Regions from separate parts of the Homo sapiens genome. Here all the other regions are linked to region 6. A link is a contact called in ENCODE Hi-C or POLR2A ChIA-PET data. All regions are on one chromosome and are shown on one strand. The core of a region is the stretch at or near the end of the contact, and the rest is flanking DNA. Distances in the headings are between cores, read along the strand shown. Region 1 holds the start of HOOK2 (hook microtubule tethering protein 2). Region 2 holds the start of ZNF763 (zinc finger protein 763). Region 3 holds the start of ZNF564 (zinc finger protein 564). Region 4 holds the start of DHPS (deoxyhypusine synthase). Region 5 holds the start of ZNF433 (zinc finger protein 433). Region 6 holds the start of ZNF44 (zinc finger protein 44).

Region 1 (2,700 bases), core at 201-2,700, 480 kb after region 6:
TTTTCTTTTTTTCTTCTTCTTGAGACAAGAGTCTCGCTCTGTTGCCCAGGCTGGAGTGCAATGGCTCAATCTCAGCTCACTGCATCCTCCACCTCCCAGGTTCAAGTGATTCTCATGTCTCAGCCTCCCAAGTAACTGGGATTACAGGTGCACACCACCCCACCCAGCTAATTTTTGTATTTTTAGTAGAGATGGGGTTTCAACTTGTTGGCCAGGCTGGTCTTGAACTCCTGGCCCCAGGTGATCCACCCACTTTAGCCTCTCAAAGTGTTGGGATTACAGGCATGAGCCACTGCGCCCAGCCTGGAAGTTAATTTTTATGGTTGTGTATGTGTTGCTTGTCACTAGAATGATGGCTGTGTGGGGCAGGTTTTTGTCTGTGTTATTCCTTGCTGAATGCCCAGGCCTGGCACAGGGTGAGTACTCCATAGATGAATGGATGAACAAATGGTTGATCACCAGACATCTGTCCCTCTTCCTGCCCATCACCCAGGACATGTGCCTAGCTGGCCCGTCCCTGGTCATCTCTTCACCAGTCTGTCCTCTAATCAGGAGTCCACTTGTCACCTTCAGCTTCCAGTTGGGACCTGGATCTTCCGAGATGCCCTGGAGCCATGCCTCGTTGAACCAGGAGGGGTCTCTGGGGGCGAGAAGGTGGGATGAGCAGACTGGGGGACACTTTTGGGATCCTCCCCTTCAGCTCCACTCACATCTGGTTCAGCACATAGGCTACGGCAAGGCCGCTGCTCAGGTCCTGAGGGCTGGCACAGGGAGACGGAACGTGGAACGTCTGTAACTGAGGGGTAAAGGAAAGGACAAGGAAAGAGTTAGGGCCTGGGAGCGCCGAACCGCTCCCCTTTTGCAGACTTTTCCAGTCAGCGAACCTCACATGGTGGGGCGGGCGCTGCTCCGCCACAGCAGCTCTGCGAGGGACTGGCTTCTGCTCACCTGAGACCGGAGGGGGCGTGGCCTCACCTCACCTCTGCCCAACAAACCCTGCGCGTCCAGGCCAGGGTGGTATCGCGAGTCACCTGGGCCCCACAGGCACCACGTGACCAGGCCAATTCACCTGTGTCCTCGCCCCACGTGAACCAACCACAGAGGGGCGGGGCCTCACCTGTCCTTTCCACGCAGACTTGCCACGTGACGGGGGCGGGTGCTCGGGCCAGAGTCCAACGGTCCAGCAAGTCGACGACCCCGCACCTCCCAGCCCCAGCACCAAGAGACTGACCGAACCAGGGCCAGGGATCCCGGGCAAGAGGAGCGGGCGCTCACCTTCCCCTAGCCCCGCCCCACGACCTACCCAGGTGAGCAGAGACCCGCATAGCTCAGCTTTGTCCACGCTCATGGCTCCCGATCGGATTCAATCCAGGCCACGGAGCCCCGGCGCCGCAGCAGCCTCCGGGTCCGCCACCAGCGAGCGCCCGCAGCCCCGACCTCCCGCTCGGCCTAGAGCGCCGCCCCGCCCCGCCCCCCTAGGCGCAGGCCCCGCCCCGCCCCCAAGCCCAGGCTCCGCCTCGGAACGTAATCTCCTCCCTACGCCCGCTCTTGCCTCCAGCCCCGCCATCTTGGATCCGGGCACCGTTCGGGCGCCCGCCCTGCCGCTAGGGGTCAGCCTGGCCCAGCCTTGTGCATCCGAGGGTGGTCCCACCTCCCATCCTCGCCCTGGCCCTTTTTGGGGTGGGAGGTCCTCAAGATCCTTTTGAGACGGAGGTGCTCCACCCTGTTACACAAGCGCATTCACGTCTTTTCCCTGCAACTTAAGTAAATTCTTTTTTTTTTTTTTTTTTTTTTTGAGACGGAGTCTCGCTGTCGCCCAGGCTGGAGTGCAGTGGCGCAATCTCGGCTCACTGCAGGCTCCGCCCCCTGGGGTTCACGCCATTCTCCTGCCTCAGCCTCCCGAGTAGCTGGGACTACAGGCGCCCGCCACCTCGCCCGGCTAATTTTTTGTATTTTTAGTAGAGACGGGGTTTCACCGTGTTAGCCAGGATGGTCTCGATCTCCTGACCTCGTGATCCGCCCGCCTCGGCCTCCCAAAGTGCTGGGATTACAGGCGTGAGCCACCGCGCCCGGCCTTAAGTAAATTCTTGTGTCTAACCACTTTATAATCGGAGCCGTTGTGCGGGGAGGGGCGAGCCCTGGCACTTTCTATGGACTGGGAGAGGGGATGCTAAAGGGGTTTTCCCGCCGGACGCGGTGGCTCTCGACTGTAATCCCAGTATTTTGGGAGGCCTAGGAGGGAGAATTAATTTGGATAGAAGTTGGAGACCAGCCTCTCTTCAAAAAATTTAAAAATTACCCAGGTAGCGGTGGCTCACGCCTGTAATCCCAGCACTTTGGGAGGCCGAGGCGGGCGGATCACGAGGTCAGGTGTTCGAGACCAGCCTGGCCAACATGGTGAAACCCCGTCTCTACTAAAAATACTAAAAATTAGCTGGGCGTGGTGGCGCACGCCTGATTTCAGCTACTCGGGAGGCTGAGGCAGGAGAATCGCTTGAACCCTGGAGGCGGAGGTTGCAGTCAGCCGAGATCGTACCACTGCACTCCAGGGGGCAACAGTGCAAGACTCCTCAAAAAAAAAAAAAAAAAAATTAGCCAGACATGTTGGCGTGTTTCTGTGGTCCTAGCTCCTAGCTCTACAGAGGCTGAGGTGGGAGGATAGCTTGAGCCCAGGAGGTCGAGACTGCAGTGAGCCGTGAT
Region 2 (2,700 bases), core at 83-2,582, 330 kb before region 6:
CTCTTCTCCCCAAGCGTCCTGTCCCGGGAGCCCCCATCTCTGCTCTCCCGGGCTCCGGGCCCTAGATCCGCGCTGCTGTAGAGCCCAGTTCCCAGAGTAGCTCCCTCCACCTGTCCACATCCAGCTCCAGCTCTCCACCCTCTCTCCAGGCCTGGAGTTGCTGCAGTGTCACTGATCAGGGGACCCTCAGCTGCCACCTCCACCGCGATCTGAAAGTCTTTTAAATGCACTTAAGTTATCTTAGAATTTTCCTCGCCCATTTTATACATAAACATAGGAGGAGAGCAGGGGTTTGAGGGTGTTTGTCTCATGGAACTGATCAGTCGGGTGAGAAGTAGCTGAATAACCTGCAGGGGGCAGCAGAGCCCCAGGCCAGTGACTCCACGCCGAGGCCAGTGTGGATCCTGCAAAGGAAGAGAAAGAGAGATTCCCTGGGGTCTTCCCGGGCAGCCCGCCCTCCCCTACAAGTGGCCTCCAGCCGCTCAGAGCAGCTCCAGAAGGAGTGTGGATTCCGAGAAGCTGCAGAGCCCTGGAAAGCAGAAGAGACGTGCAGACGCCTTTGTGGGGTTCTGTCCTTTCTGGTGTTGTACCTCTGGAGCCTGGGGCTGTCTTCTGGGCAGGGTTTGGGGTTTGACACGCATGGGGTCGCTGGAGGCAGAGTTGTTTGTATATATAAAGAGAATGTGTGAATATCAGGCTAGAGACAGAATTGTTTGGGGGCGACACCTGGATAAAGGGTTCATGAAGTTGACAGTTTATTTAGGTCAGAAGGTTAAATTAACCCCAGGTGAGAGTTTCCTGCTGGTGAAAATGAAGATCTGGAAGCAGGGAGCATTTTCACACTGTGAGGAGGGGATGGGGGTGTGTGAGCAAGGCTTGGCCATGCCTCATTCCCAATTCCGGCCCGCTCAAGGACATGTGCCTCTCCTGATGCAGTCGTGCCTGGCCTGGTCTCGGTTCCCCTGCTGCTCTGAGGCCAGCAGATGGCTCCTATGGACACTGAGTCTGAAATTCCCTGCACACTCCTGTGACCCCGTGCAGAACGAAGGAGCGGGGAAAATCCCTTGAGTGAGGAAGACGCTAGTGTTCTCTTATATCTGTAGCAAGTCTGGCTGAAATGCAAATATCCAATAATCAGAGTACAGGAAGCACCTCGCCCTTAGAGAAGCTGTGGCTAGAATCCGTCAAGTCAGTCTGGCTCTGCCGGGCCTGATACCCAAGGCTTCCGCTGTCACTCAGAAGTGAGGGGCGGGGCCTAGCATTCCATCCAATCAGAGGTGCCGGGGCAGGGCCCTGCCCATTGTTTATCCAGGCACAGAGTGGGTCGCATTCCTGTCCTCACCTTTGTCCTTGCGCAGCCGGTGGTTGATATCCGCTGTATCCATCCCCGAGAGGGACCTGGTACCTCTACCCAGGTTTCTATCGCTCTGTCTCCTGCGCTGTGCCCTTCTGTAGTCACAGGAGCTGTAGAGAGGACCCCAGGACATCTGAAAGCCAGGAAATGGTGCGTGTGCATAGCCGGTTGTCCCGAGACGGGGTAGAGGCTGCCTGGAACCGGCCGGAACCGGCTGCGGCGGGACCCGGGCCTCCCTGCGGGCGACTCCAGGGTCTGGGACCGAGTCCTCCTGGAGCTGCTCGGCCCTCGGTCCCCTCGGCCGCTGGATGGGGCTGGGCTGGCAGCCGGGACCCCGGGTGTCCTGTCCTGTCCCTGCGCGGTGACTGCGGCCCCGCCCCGGAGCCCTCTCTGGGCAGTTCCGCGCCCGCAGCCCCGCGTCTCCCCAGATTATGCGGAAGCCACGAGAGGGTCATGGGGGAAATCCTGACTCGTGTGTAGGGTTCGTGCGTGGGAGGAGCAGTGGTCTGTGGGGCCCCCAGTTCCCACTTTCTCCTGTTAAAAATTAAACTGAAGTACATTAACAATTAAAGAGTTCATTTGAGCAAACAGCAATTCAGTAATGAGAACCACCCAGTCCTGGCTTGTGGTTTGTCAACTGAAAAAGCCAAACAATGTAAAATAAAGTTTATTCGTAGCCAAATAGGAGAGACCTTGGCAAGGGAAACACAACCCCAAGAAGCCTATAGTGAGTGGTCCCGAGGCGGCTCAAGACAATTTGGTTTTATTCATTTCAGAGAGACAGGAATTGCAGGGAAAATCATGAATCAGTGCCTGGAAGGTGTAAGTTCCATTGGCAGAAAGGGCGGGACCTGTGGAAGGGGGGTTAGAAGGCACAGGTGGTTGAGGGATTCTGTAGGTGGCAGTTGATTGAGAGTGTGAAGTTTGTCTAAAGTTTGGAGGAGGTAGGAAGGAATGCTGAAGGAAGGGGGTCTGTTATCTGCCACTTGATTCCATCCCAGCCAAAAAACAGACCTGTTTCTCGAGATTTTATGAATTCCAAGGCATGACTTACCCTTACCTTGCGTGGCCTTAGGTCTTGTTTGTAATTTGGTATCTTCTTGCCACAAGGAGTCTGTTTTTCCAGTCAGATAATGTCTGTTTTTACATGAATGTGCGTCAGTTGCTGCATGTAAACTCCTAAAGGGAGAGGGTATAAGGAGACCTGTCTCACCTGCCATCCTGTCATACAGAGGCACTCAATTTTCAGGGTTTTTTGGGGGTTCCCTTGGCCAAGAGCCAGTCACTTCACTTAACTGGGAAGGTACTTTGTTTGTTTTTGTTTTTGTTTGAGACAGAATCTCCTT
Region 3 (2,700 bases), core at 156-2,655, 260 kb after region 6:
GAGGTCGGGAGTTCGAGACCAGCCTGGCCAACATGGAGAAACCCTGTCTCTACTAAAAATACAAAATTAGCCGGGCATGGTGGCGCATGCCTGTAATCCCAGTTACACGGGAGGCTGAGGCAGGAGAATCGCTTGAACCCAGGAGGTGGAGGTTGCAGTGAGCTGAGATCGCGCCATTGCACTCCAGCCTGGGCAATAAGAGCGAAACTCTGTCTCAAAAAAAAAAAAAAATTTTACCGTAGAGTGTCAGGTTCTTATTCTCCGTTTCCCTCTCAGGTTACAAGTACACAAACAAGAGGCCGGGCGCGGTGGCTCACGTCTGTAATACCAGCATTTTGGGAGGCGGAGGTGAGCGGATCACCTGAGGTCTGGAGTTTGAGACCAACCTGGCCAACATGGAGAAACCCAGTTTCTACCAAAAATACAAAAAGTAGCCGGTCGTGGCGGCGCATGCCTGTAATCCCAGTTACTCAGGAGGCTGAGGCAGGAGAATTGCTTGAACCCGGAAGGCGAAGGTTGCAGTGAGCTGAGATCTTCCCACTGCACTCCAGCCTGGGCGACAGAGCGAAACTCTGTCTGAAAAGAAAAAAAAAACAACAAACAGAAAACAAATCCTTTCAAAAGAGTATGGTGAAAGAAACTATAAACAACTAAAATACTGTGTCTTAAATGTCAAACAAAAAACAGCTGATAATGTTGATTTGGCGAGGGGAGGTCACCTTTGGGAATGCGGGGAAGGAACCGGAAATTTAGGCATTTATTTCCAGCCCCAGAAAAAGCTAGGCTAAAAAAAACGGGAGTCGTAGGTTTGAGATTCTTTTTCCAGTACGTTTGGAAGACTCGGAGGAAGACCAGTCCCCCGGAAAAAAAGACGATGTACTGGGAAGGCCACAGCCCACAGCTCTTCCCATGCACGAACCGCACACCCGAGACGGGATTCCGCCTTATGACCCTCCCGTGTCCCAGTACAAACAATCTGGAGAGAGGCGGGGCTGCGGGCGCGGAGCTGCCCAGACAGGGCTCCGAGGCCGAGGCCGCAGTCGCCGCGCAGGGACGGGACAGGACGCCTGGGGTACTGGCTACGGCCCAACCCACCCTGCGGCCGAGGGGACAGAGGGCCGAGCTGCGCCAGGGAACTCGGGTCCCAGACCCTGGAGTCGCTGCAGGGAGGCCAGGGTGCTTCCACAGCCGGTTCCGGCCGGTTCCCACAAGCCCCTCCCCCAGTCTCCAGGCGCCCGGCCCCGCACACGCACCATTTCCTGGCTTCCAGGGTGTCCCGGGGTCCTGCCTACGGCTCTCTCCGGCCTGTGCAGGTCCCAGCGCGCCAGACGCTGCGGTGGAGCCACCGGGGCCACTGGAGAAGCGGAGACCGGAACCCAAACGCAGCGGACACGAAACAGGAAGACCCCGCGGAGTTGTTGAACATTGCCCCTGTCCCCCTTGCAGAGTTCCTGATTGGATGGTTTGCAGGTTCCCGCCCCAGTGCCCCTGATTGGGTGATGATTCAAGTCCTGCCCCCTTGGTACTGAGTGACAGGAGAAGCAATGCGGTATGTGGCTGAGTAAAGACAGATTGACAGGGTCTTGGCCACTGCCCTTCGCGGGCCGGGCTTCCTCCTTCTGTAACCTTCTGTGCCGGGGAGGATATTTGCATTTAAGCAGAAAGTGTTTCAGGCTCTGCAGAGGTGACACTGGCGTGTTTCTGCACTCAGGGTGCCCTTCCTGCCTTTTCCTCCCGGACACAGAGTCACAAGTGTGCACAGGGAATGACAGACTCGGCGTCCAGTGGAGCCATCCCCTGGCCTCGGAGTAGGAGGCGCGCCCAGGCCAGGCCAGACCACAGTGTAACAGGAGGGAGGAGGGCTTGCTTCTTTCAGGCAAGAAAATTAAAACGGACAAAGAAATAAAAGTATTAAATGTATAGGAAAAACTGGAGTTTTTATGACAGCGATCATCTATAAAGAAACCAAGAGAAGTAAGCAAACATTTGAACTAGCTCAGACAAGCAGCCTGCTTCACCCGCAGTTCACAAGGAAAACCCACAATCATAACGTTAAAAATATTCCCAAGCGCCGGGCGCGGTGGCTCACGCCTGTAATCCCAGAACTTTGGAAGGCCAAGGTGAGAAAATTGCTTAAGGTCAGGAGTTCAAGACCAGCCTAACCAACATGGTGAAACCCCATCTCTACTAAAAATACAAAAATTAGCCAGGCGTGGTGGCAGGTGCCTGTAATCCCAGCAACTCGGGAAGCTGAGGTACGAGAATCGCTTGAACCTGGGAGGGGGAAGTTGCAGTGAGCCGAGATAGCGCCATTGCACTCCAGCCTGGGCGACAGAGCGAGACTAAAAAATGAAATATGAAATGAAATGAAATAATGAAATGAAGAAATGAAATATAAAATAAAATAATCCCAAGCTTGGGACCCAGACTCTAACTGCTGAAATGGAACCCCAGTGTGGATCAGAACCTGGTGATGAGACAGGGACACTTAAGAATTCAACTTTGGGAGCTCAAGGTGCCCTCCAGTCCTCTCCTCACAGTGTGGAAACACTCTTTCCTTCAAAACCTTCATTTGTACCAGCAGGAAACTCTCACCCGGAGTCAATGTAAAGTCGTGACCTAAATAAATTGTCATGTTCCCAAACCTTTTCTCCAGGGGACAATGCAAACAAGTTTTTCACTGAGTCTGACCCTCACAGA
Region 4 (2,700 bases), core at 106-2,605, 390 kb after region 6:
TGCCCCCACCCTTTTTTTTTTTTTTTTGGACGGAGTTTCACTCTTGTTACCCAGGCTAGAGTGCAATGGCGCGATCTCGGCTCACTGCAAGCTCCACCTCCCGGGTTCAAGCGATTCTCCTGCCTCAGCCTCCCGAGTAGCTGGGACTACAGGCGCGCACCACCATGCCCGGCTAATTTTTTGCATTTTAGTAGAGACGGGGTTTCTCCATGTTGGTCAGGCTGGTCTCGAACTCCCGACCTCAGGTGATCCGCCCGCCTCGGCCTCCCAAAATGCTGAGATTACAGGCATGAGCCACCGTGCCCGGCCTTTTTTTTTTTTTTTTTTTGAGACAGAGTATCGCTCTGTCACCAGGCTGGAGTGCAGTGGCGCAATCTCAGCTCACTGCAACCTCCACCTCGCGGGTTCAAGCGATTCTCCTGCCTCAGCCTCCCGAGTAGCTGGGACTACAGGCGCGCAACACCATGCCCGGCTAATTTTTTGCATTTTAGTAGAGACAGGGTTTCACCATGTTGGCCAGGCTTGTCTCGAACTCCTCTTCTCTTGATCCACCCGCCTCGGCTTCCCAAAATGCTGGGATTATAGGCATGCGCCACCGCGCCCAGCCAGCCCCCACCCTTTTAGGAATCAGAGAGCATCTCCTTTCAGATCCGGTCCCTTCCCCGCTGGGAAAAGCAAATCTAAATTCAAGAACCGCCCAGACTTAGGCTCCTCCTCCCATATCCTCCCTTAATTTGTCTTGCCCCAGGCTCCGCCCATTCCAGAAAGCTTTAAATGTACCTAGAACCCGCCCCCACACCAAGAATCAGTCCTCGCCTCCTCAGGTTACCGTACCAGCATGTAACTACCAGAGTGCAAAATCCCCTTCCCAGGACAGAAACTCCCGCCCAGAATAGGTCCCGCCTTCCTCCAACTATTGGGCAACTCAAATAAAAGACATATCCCCTCCACTGGAAACGCTGCCCCCGTCTAGTACCGCGTTGGTTCTACAAGCCACGCCCCTCCGCGTCCCTAGAAATTCCGCCCGGTCCTCACCATGGCATTGACTTGCTGTACAGCGCGCCCGAAGTTGGTTGCTTGGAAGCCGGTGGTGCCGAAGGCCTCCAGCAGTGCGCGGTAATTCACACCGCGGTTGAAGTCGTAGCCCCGGACCTGGGTGCTTTCGGGCGGCAACGTCGAGCTGTGCTTTAGCACGGCGGCCAGCGCCCCCGCTGGCGCCTCCCGTTCCAGGGAACCTTCCATGCGCCTATAGCCGGCTCTCGAGTCAAAGCTGCCCCTAGGCCGGGCTTACGGCGGCCCAGAAACGCGTTAAACCCCGACGCGCGCGTCTCCGCAAGAGCACAGGAAGTAGGGAACGTGCTTTGGGCGAAAGACCGGAAGTTGGTTTATCACGTGACCATTTTTAGCCCCTGTAAACCAGGTCGCCGCCATTTTTGTGCGTGTGTTCCGTAATACGGAAGCCGCGAGGAGCCTTTAGGCCCTTTCTTTCTTTTTTTTTTTTTTTTTTTTTTTGAGACGGAGTCTCGCTCTGTCACCCAGGCTGGAGTGCAGTGGCGCGATCTCAGCTCACTGCCAGCTCCGCTTTCCGGGTTCACGCTGTTCTCCTGCCTCAGCCTCCCGAGTAGCTGGGACTACAGGCGCCCACCACCACGCCCGGCTAATTTTTTTGTATTTTTAGTAGAGACGGGGTTTCACCTGGTCTCGATCTCCTGACCTCGTGATTCGCCCGCCTCGGCCTCCCAAAGTGCTGGGATTACAGGCGTGACCCACCGCGCCCGGCGCCTTTAGGCCTTTTCTTCCTTTTTTTTTCTTTTTTTTTTTTTTGATACAGGGTTTCGCTCTTGTTGCCCAGGCTGGAGTGCAATTGCCCGATCTCAGCTCACCACAACCTCCACATTCCGGGTTCAAGCGATTCTCCTGCCTCAGCCTCCCGAGTAGCTGGGACTACTGGCATGCACCGCCATGCCCGGCTAATTTTGTATTTTTAGTAGAGGCGGGGTTTCTCCCTGTTGGTCAGGCTGGTCTCGAACTTCCGACCTCAGGTTATCCGCCCGCCTCAGCCTCCCAAAGTGCTGGGATTACAGGCGTGAGCCACTGCGCTTCGGCCTTTACTTGTTTTCATGTGTTCTCGACTTCCCATGAATGAAGATTCTTTTTTATTTTTATTATTTATTTATTTAATTTATTTTTGAGACAAGAGTTACACGCTCTTGTTACGCAGGCTGGAGTGCGGTGGTGCAATCTTGACTCATTGCAACCTCTGCCCCCCTGGTTCAAGCGATTCTCCTGCCTCAGCCTCCCGAGTTGCTGGGATTACAGACACCCACCACCAGGCCTGGCTAATTTTTTATTTTTAGTAGAGATGGCATTTCACCATGTTGGCGAGGCTGGTTCTGCCCTCAGGTGACCGCCCGCCTGGGCTTTCCAAAGTGCTGAGATTACAGGTGTGAGCCACCGTCCCCAGCCAAAATTCCTATTTTAATGCCACCTGCTGGAGACCCACTGCTTGGCCCGGCACTCGCCCATTCGTTTCTGTTCTGTCCCCTCGGGAGGGGAGGATGGTTTTGTTGTTGTTGTTGCTGTTTTGTTTGTTTGTTTGTTTGAGCTAGAGTCTTGCGCTGTCTCCCAGGCTGGAGTGCAGTGGCACGATCTCGGCTCACTGCAACCTCCGCCTCCCAGGTTCACGCCATTCTTCTGCCT
Region 5 (2,700 bases), core at 111-2,610, 260 kb before region 6:
TCTTGAAGTTTAAAGTAATGTGACTCTGGAATTGAGTCACCTGACACTGGAAAGAGCCAGCTGGAACCCTCCCACACTTGACTACAGATTAACCATCAGACAGGCTTCACTATACCTGGACAGGCCTCATTATACCCGCTTCCTTTAGGAGTTTCCACATAGCCACTGACCCACCTTCATGTTAAAACAGACATCAGCCAACTGGAAACACAGACTCTCTGTGACAATAAGAAACCAAATTACAAACAAGACCTAAGGCCATGCAAGGCAAGAGGTAAGTCAAATCTTAGAATTCACAAAATCTAAAGAAACAGGTCTTTTGTTTTGGGTGGGATGAAATCATATGACAGATACCAGACCCTCTTCACTTAAGCAATCCTTCCTACCGCCTCGAAGTTTTAGACAAAGCTTCACACTCTCCACCAACGGCCACCTTCAGAATCCCTCAACCACCTGCACCTTCTAACCCCCCTTCCACAGGTCCCGCCCTTTCTGCCAAAGGAACTTACACCTTTCCAGGCATTGATGCATGATTCTCCCTGCAATTCCTGTCTCCCTGAAATGAATAAAAACAGTCTTGAGCCGCCTCGGGACCACTTACTTCAGGCCTCCTGGGGTTGTGTTTTCCTCAGCTGAGGCCTCTCCTATTCGGCTCTGAATAAACTTCTTTAAGTTATTTTACACAGCTTGGCATTTTCCGTTAACAAATTACAAGCCAGGACTGGGTGTTTATCATTCAGGAATCTCAAAGGAACTCTAATTATTAATATATTTTTTAAAACCTATTCTGAGAAGCAAAACTATAATTGTTAACGTGTCTCAGTTTAATTTTTAAGAGGAGAAAGGCGCTACTGGGGACCCCACAGCCCACCCTCCTCCTACACAAACCCCCACACCCGAGGCGGGATCCCCCCATGACCCTCGCGTAGTCCCCGCACAATGTGGGGAGACGCGGGGCAGCGGGCGCGGAGCTGCCCAGAGAGGGCTCTGGGAACTGGGTGACAGTCACCGCGCAGGGACAGGACGAGACGCCCGGGTCCCGGCGGCCGGCCCAGCCCCACTGTGGGGCCAAGGGGACCAAGGGCCGAGCTGTCCCACGGGAAATCGGGTCCCAGACCCCGGAGTCGCCGCGGGGAGGCCCGGGTCCCACCACAGCCGGTTCCGGCCGGTTCCAACCAGCTCCTCCCCCGCCTCGGGACCCCTGGCCCGCACGCTCACCATTTCTTGCCTTTCAGGTGACTCCCACGACCAGTGCGGGTCACAGCACAGGCGACAGAAGCTATGGCAGAGGCACCTGAACCCTCTCGGAGGGGAAAGCCAGGCTCCCAACCTCAGCTCGCCGCCTGGAGCCGGGAACCGAGGAGAGCAGGGCCTTCGCCCTCCCCGATGGACACTCGGCAGGCCCCGCCCAGCGCCCCTGATTGGACGAAGCGCCGGGCCCCGCCCCCTCAGCCGTGAGTGACAATAGAAGCCCTTGGTAACGGGGCTCTGAAAACGGGTTTGACCGGATCCAGCGATAGATTCTTTAAGCCAGAGGTCTGTAACCTTTTTAGCACCAGAACCGGTTTCGTGGAAGACAGTTCTCCTACGGGGGCAGATAGTTTCGGAATGAAACTTCCACCTCAGATCAGGCATTTTATCCTCATAAGGCGAACCCAACCTAGATCCCTCGCATGTGCAGCTCACAATAGGGTTCGGGCTCCTATGACAGACTAATGCCTCTGCTGATCTGACAGGAAGCATATCTCTGGCGATAATGCCCGCTGGCTCGCCCGCCAGCCGCTCACCTCCTGCTGTGCGGACTGGTTCCTTACAGGCCATGGACCGGGGGTTGGGGACCCCTGCCATAGAGTACTGTTGAATAGAAACTTTAGCTCGTCCGGCGGTGGGCTGGGGGGGTGGGGGTAGCTCATGCCTGTAACCCCACCACTTTGGGAAGCCAAGGCAGGCAGATTGCTTGAGCCTAGGAACTTAAGCCCAGCCTGGGTAACATAGCAAAACCCCGCCTCTACAAAAAATACAAAAATTAGTCGGGCGTGGTGGTACATGTTTGCAGTCCCAGCTACTCGGAAGGCTGAAATGAGAGGATCGCCTGAGCCCAGAGAGGTCGAGGCCACAGTGAGCTGTGATTTTACCAGCCTGGATGTCAGAGTGAGACCCTGTCTCCGAAAAAAAAAAAAAAAAAAAAGACAGGGAATTGCAGTGGAGTTTAATATACATAGAGCCGGCTAAATGAAAGAGAAGAGTTTTATTTTTATTCAATTCTGTCTCCCTAAAAAATGGGAGGCTAGGTTTTGTTTTTTTGGTTTTTTTTTGAGACGGAATCTCTCTGTCGCCCATGCTGGAGTGCAGTGGCGCAATCTCGGCTCAGTGCAACCTCCGCCTCCCGGGTTCAAGCGATTCTCCTGCCTCAACCTCCTGAGTAGCTGGGATTACAGGCATGCGCCACCATGCCCGGCTAATTTTTGTATTTTTAGTAGAGACGGGGTTTACCATGTTGGTCAGGCTGGTCTCAAACTCCTGACCTCATGATCCACCCGCCTCGGCCTCCCAAAGTGCTGGGATTACAGGCCTGAGCCCCCGCACCCGGCCGAGGCTAGGGTTTTAAAGATAATTTGGTGAGCAGAAGGCTGGAAAATGGGGAATGCTGATTGGTCGCGAAAAGGATATCACAGGAAGTCTCAGCTGTCTTCTTGCACT
Region 6 (2,700 bases), core at 100-2,599:
AGGAAAACAAAATAAATCTGTTTAAAAAGAGCCATACATTGCTATCTGAAAACAAACGACAAAATTCTGTGTCTATTTGAAATATCGTCTTGCTGACAAAGGGTTCATAACGTTACTGGGAATTGAGGAGTGAAGTTAGCATATGGAAGGCTCTGGAAACCAAAAGATTTACTGTTAGCCCCAAGAGGAGTTAGGATGAAGGGACAGGTCTCAAAGACCCTGATGCCAATATCTTTGAAAGCCTCGGAGGAGAAATGGTCGCCCTTGGAAAGAAAGGACTGAAGAGCACAGAGACCACAGCTCCTCCCACACACAAACCCCACACACGAGTCTGGTTTGTGCCTAGTGACCCTCCCACCGTCACCGTGCAGCCTCCTCACCGGGCTCACAGGAACTGCGAGCCAGGCTGGAGGCGAGATTGCAGTTAGATATTAACCAGGTGCCCTCAGCCCCGCTGCTTCACAGGAAGCCGCCTCCCTGAGAGTCAGGTCACAGCAGACGCTGACCGCCGGCTTCCCCATTGGCCTGGGGATAAGATCTCTGAGAGTTGCTCAAGAGTCGTCTAAGTTCTTTCTCAGATCTTGAATTCCAGCGGAAAGGCTGGCGCCAAGCAGGCTGAAGACCCCACAAGGAAGCCCACTCAGCAGCAGAATGCGGTTTCTTCACCTCCAGTCCCAAGATTCACCCCTCACTTCTCCACCAACCAGCGACCCCACATCCCAACCACCCCCGTCCAGACCCCTAAACACCCCATCCTCAAACCTCTCACGGAGGCGGATCTAGGGTGTCCTCTCCTATTAAACCGTTTCTGCTGCAGCCCTCGGCGTCCGGGTGCAGTGACTTGGGCTGCGAACCTGTACTGGTTCCGCCGCACAATCTGGGGAGAAGCGGGGCTGAGGGCGCGGAGCTGCCCAGAGAGGGGCGCCGGGGCCGGGGCCGCAGTCGCAGCTCAGGGACGGGACAGGACGCCCGGGGTCCCGGCTGCCGGCCCAGCCCCACCCTGCGGCCAAACGGACCGAGGACCGAGGTGCGCAGGGGGCGCTCAGGTCCCAGACCCCAAAGACGCTGCGGCGAGGCCCGGGTCCCGCCACAGCCGGTTCCGACTGGTTCCGACCAGCCCTTCGCCCTGCCTCAGGACGCCGGGCCCCGCACACTCACCATTTCCCGGCTGTGCGGTGTCCCGGGTCCTCCCAACTCCCGTAGTCAGGGTAGGTCCCAGCGCGACAAAAGCCACCACAGATGTCCCAGGGCGTCTCTCAGTGACAGAATACGGAACAGAGGTCACCAGGGTGAAGAGGCCACTAGCTCCTGGAACGTCACACCCTCCTCTCTGCCTCGCGCCTGATTGACAATTCTCAGGAACCCGCCCACGACTTTGATTGGGTAGCCCTCCAGGTCCCGCCTCCTGGGCACTGAGTGACAGAAGAAGCGATCTCACAGTGCTGAGTGCAGCCGGATGAACAGGTTCCAGACCCGGCCCCTGGCAGGGCGGGCTTCCTCCCTGCGTTGTGACCCGACCCGTCCCGGGAAACGTTTGCCTTAAAGCGGAATTTCCTACCTGTACGCAGTGGGCCCTTTTTGCTTCTTCCTCCTGAACAATTGTGTGCAAGGAATCCCAGACTCACTGTCCAGTGGAGCCATCCCTTGGCCTCAGAGCAGGAGGGCAGCCGAGGCCACACAGGCCACACTGTAGCAGCGGGGGACAGGGGGTGGGTGGGTGGGGGGGTGGTGCTGATGTCCTCCAGGGACCAGGAATTTGGGATGAGGCTGTCGCCTGCAAGGTCAAGCCTTTCTTCCACTATAAGCGCTGGATGGGTTCTTTCTGCGCGCTACGCAAATAAAGACCACGGTATTGCAGTTAAAAAAAAAGTTTAATAAACACTAGGCCAGCTACGATACGTGAGAGACGGAGTTACTACTCAAATTATTCTCATCCAAGGTCCTCTGGTAGGGGTTTTTCAAGGGCAGTTTGGGAGAAAGGGTGGAGGTAGCTAGGCTTGCTACTGACTGGTTGGGGTGGGGATGAAATCACTGGGGATGGAATCTGTCCTCTTGGCAGTGCGTGGTGGCTCACCGCTGTAATCCCAATACTTTGGGAGGCCTAGGTGGGAGGATCGCTTGAGGCCAGTAGTTCAAGACCAGCCTGGACATAGAGTGAAACTCCGTCTCTATACTATAAGGGAGGAGACCACCCCTCATATTGTCTTATGCCCAATTTCTGCCTCCAAAGAAGAAGTAAAAACTAAAAGGCAGAAATGAAATCCACAGGCAGATAACCCGGCTTGTGCCCTGGGCTGGGTAGTTAAAAATCAACCTCTGACCTAACTGTGTTATCTATGATTCCAGACATTGTATGGAAAAGCACTGTGAAAATCCCTGTCCTGTTCTGTTCAGTTCTGGTTACCGGTGCATGCAGCCCCCAGTCACGTACCCACTGTTTGCTCCATCAATCACGACCCTCTCACGCGGACTCCTAGTTGTAAGCCCTTAAAAGGGACAAGAATTGCTCACTCGGGGAGCTCGGTTTTTGGAGACGTGAGTCCGCCGATGCTCCCAGCCCAGCTGAATAAAGCCCTTTCCTTCCACAACTCGGTGTCTGAGGGGTTCTTGTCTGCGGCTTGTACTGCTACATATTTAAAAAAGAAAAAAAGAGGCCGGGCCCGGTGGCTCACACCTGTAATCCCAGAACTTTGGGAGGCC

What was found. A loop is a pair of places that touch in the nucleus more often than their neighbours do. ChIA-PET counts read pairs that join two places held with the same protein, here RNA polymerase II (POLR2A). Pooled maps may share reads with other maps.
Region 1: a loop to region 6 is called in a pooled map, with 7 times the contacts of the local background. The contact joins the promoter of HOOK2 here to the promoter of ZNF44 in region 6. A Hi-C loop is called at or near these places in 2 of 37 single-sample maps with no recorded cell type and 2 of 50 pooled maps. POLR2A ChIA-PET finds 5 or more read pairs at or near these places in 2 of 52 experiments (HepG2 and PC-9).
Region 2: a loop to region 6 is called in a map of ascending aorta, with 10 times the contacts of the local background. The contact joins the promoter of ZNF763 here to the promoter of ZNF44 in region 6. A Hi-C loop is called at or near these places in 2 of 168 maps with a recorded cell type or tissue (ascending aorta and psoas muscle) and 16 of 50 pooled maps. POLR2A ChIA-PET finds 5 or more read pairs at or near these places in 4 of 52 experiments (WTC11, activated B cell and activated naive CD8-positive, alpha-beta T cell).
Region 3: a map of PC-3 shows a loop between it and region 6 (31-fold over the local background). The contact joins the promoter of ZNF564 here to the promoter of ZNF44 in region 6. A Hi-C loop is called at or near these places in 8 of 168 maps with a recorded cell type or tissue (B cell, HCT116, PC-3 and 4 more), 22 of 37 single-sample maps with no recorded cell type and 24 of 50 pooled maps. POLR2A ChIA-PET finds 5 or more read pairs at or near these places in 7 of 52 experiments (CD4-positive, alpha-beta T cell, MCF 10A, PC-3 and 4 more).
Region 4: a loop to region 6 is called in a pooled map, with 8 times the contacts of the local background. The contact joins the promoter of DHPS here to the promoter of ZNF44 in region 6. A Hi-C loop is called at or near these places in 2 of 37 single-sample maps with no recorded cell type and 11 of 50 pooled maps. POLR2A ChIA-PET finds 5 or more read pairs at or near these places in 3 of 52 experiments (HEK293T, MCF 10A and activated B cell).
Region 5: a loop to region 6 is called in a pooled map, with 6 times the contacts of the local background. The contact joins the promoter of ZNF433 here to the promoter of ZNF44 in region 6. A Hi-C loop is called at or near these places in 1 of 37 single-sample maps with no recorded cell type and 4 of 50 pooled maps. POLR2A ChIA-PET finds 5 or more read pairs at or near these places in 3 of 52 experiments (GM12878, PC-9 and activated B cell).

Annotation. Positions count from the first base shown.
Region 1 is chr19:12,774,102-12,776,801 of GRCh38, forward strand. HOOK2 (hook microtubule tethering protein 2) reads right to left here and starts at 1,451. Exons shown (of 23, transcript NM_013312.3): 1 at 1,304-1,451; 2 at 711-796; 3 at 568-640. The coding sequence starts at 1,348. RefSeq lists enhancers at 373-1,053, 1,054-1,732, a cis regulatory region at 1,269-1,910 and a silencer at 1,295-1,514.
Region 2 is chr19:11,963,708-11,966,407 of GRCh38, forward strand. It overlaps ZNF763 (zinc finger protein 763), which reads left to right and starts at 1,333. Exons shown (of 4, transcript NM_001367172.2): 1 at 1,333-1,504. The coding sequence starts at 1,502. It also overlaps a transcript of ZNF69 not described here. RefSeq lists enhancers at 461-1,414, 1,107-1,401 and a silencer at 1,553-1,752.
Region 3 is chr19:12,550,077-12,552,776 of GRCh38, forward strand. ZNF564 (zinc finger protein 564) reads right to left here and starts at 1,406. Exons shown (of 4, transcript NM_144976.4): 1 at 1,254-1,406. The coding sequence starts at 1,256. LINC02926 (long intergenic non-protein coding RNA 2926) reads left to right here and starts at 1,650. Exons shown (of 2, transcript NR_187485.1): 1 at 1,650-2,700. RefSeq lists enhancers at 43-545, 1,204-1,313, 1,379-1,673, 2,457-2,700 and a silencer at 894-973.
Region 4 is chr19:12,680,525-12,683,224 of GRCh38, forward strand. DHPS (deoxyhypusine synthase) reads right to left here and starts at 1,356. Exons shown (of 9, transcript NM_001930.4): 1 at 1,036-1,356. The coding sequence starts at 1,242. RefSeq lists cis regulatory regions at 587-1,087, 1,113-1,647 and enhancers at 1,007-1,530, 1,171-1,465, 1,531-2,053, 2,577-2,700.
Region 5 is chr19:12,034,319-12,037,018 of GRCh38, forward strand. It overlaps ZNF433 (zinc finger protein 433), which reads right to left and starts at 1,361. Exons shown (of 4, transcript NM_001308348.2): 1 at 1,219-1,361. The coding sequence starts at 1,221. It overlaps ZNF433-AS1 (ZNF433 and ZNF878 antisense RNA 1), which reads left to right. Exons shown (of 3, transcript NR_134929.1): 2 at 1,236-1,454. RefSeq lists silencers at 896-1,015, 1,026-1,075, 1,316-1,475.
Region 6 is chr19:12,293,534-12,296,233 of GRCh38, forward strand. ZNF44 (zinc finger protein 44) reads right to left here and starts at 1,350. Exons shown (of 4, transcript NM_016264.4): 1 at 1,159-1,350. The coding sequence starts at 1,161. RefSeq lists a silencer at 905-1,134 and an enhancer at 1,685-1,734.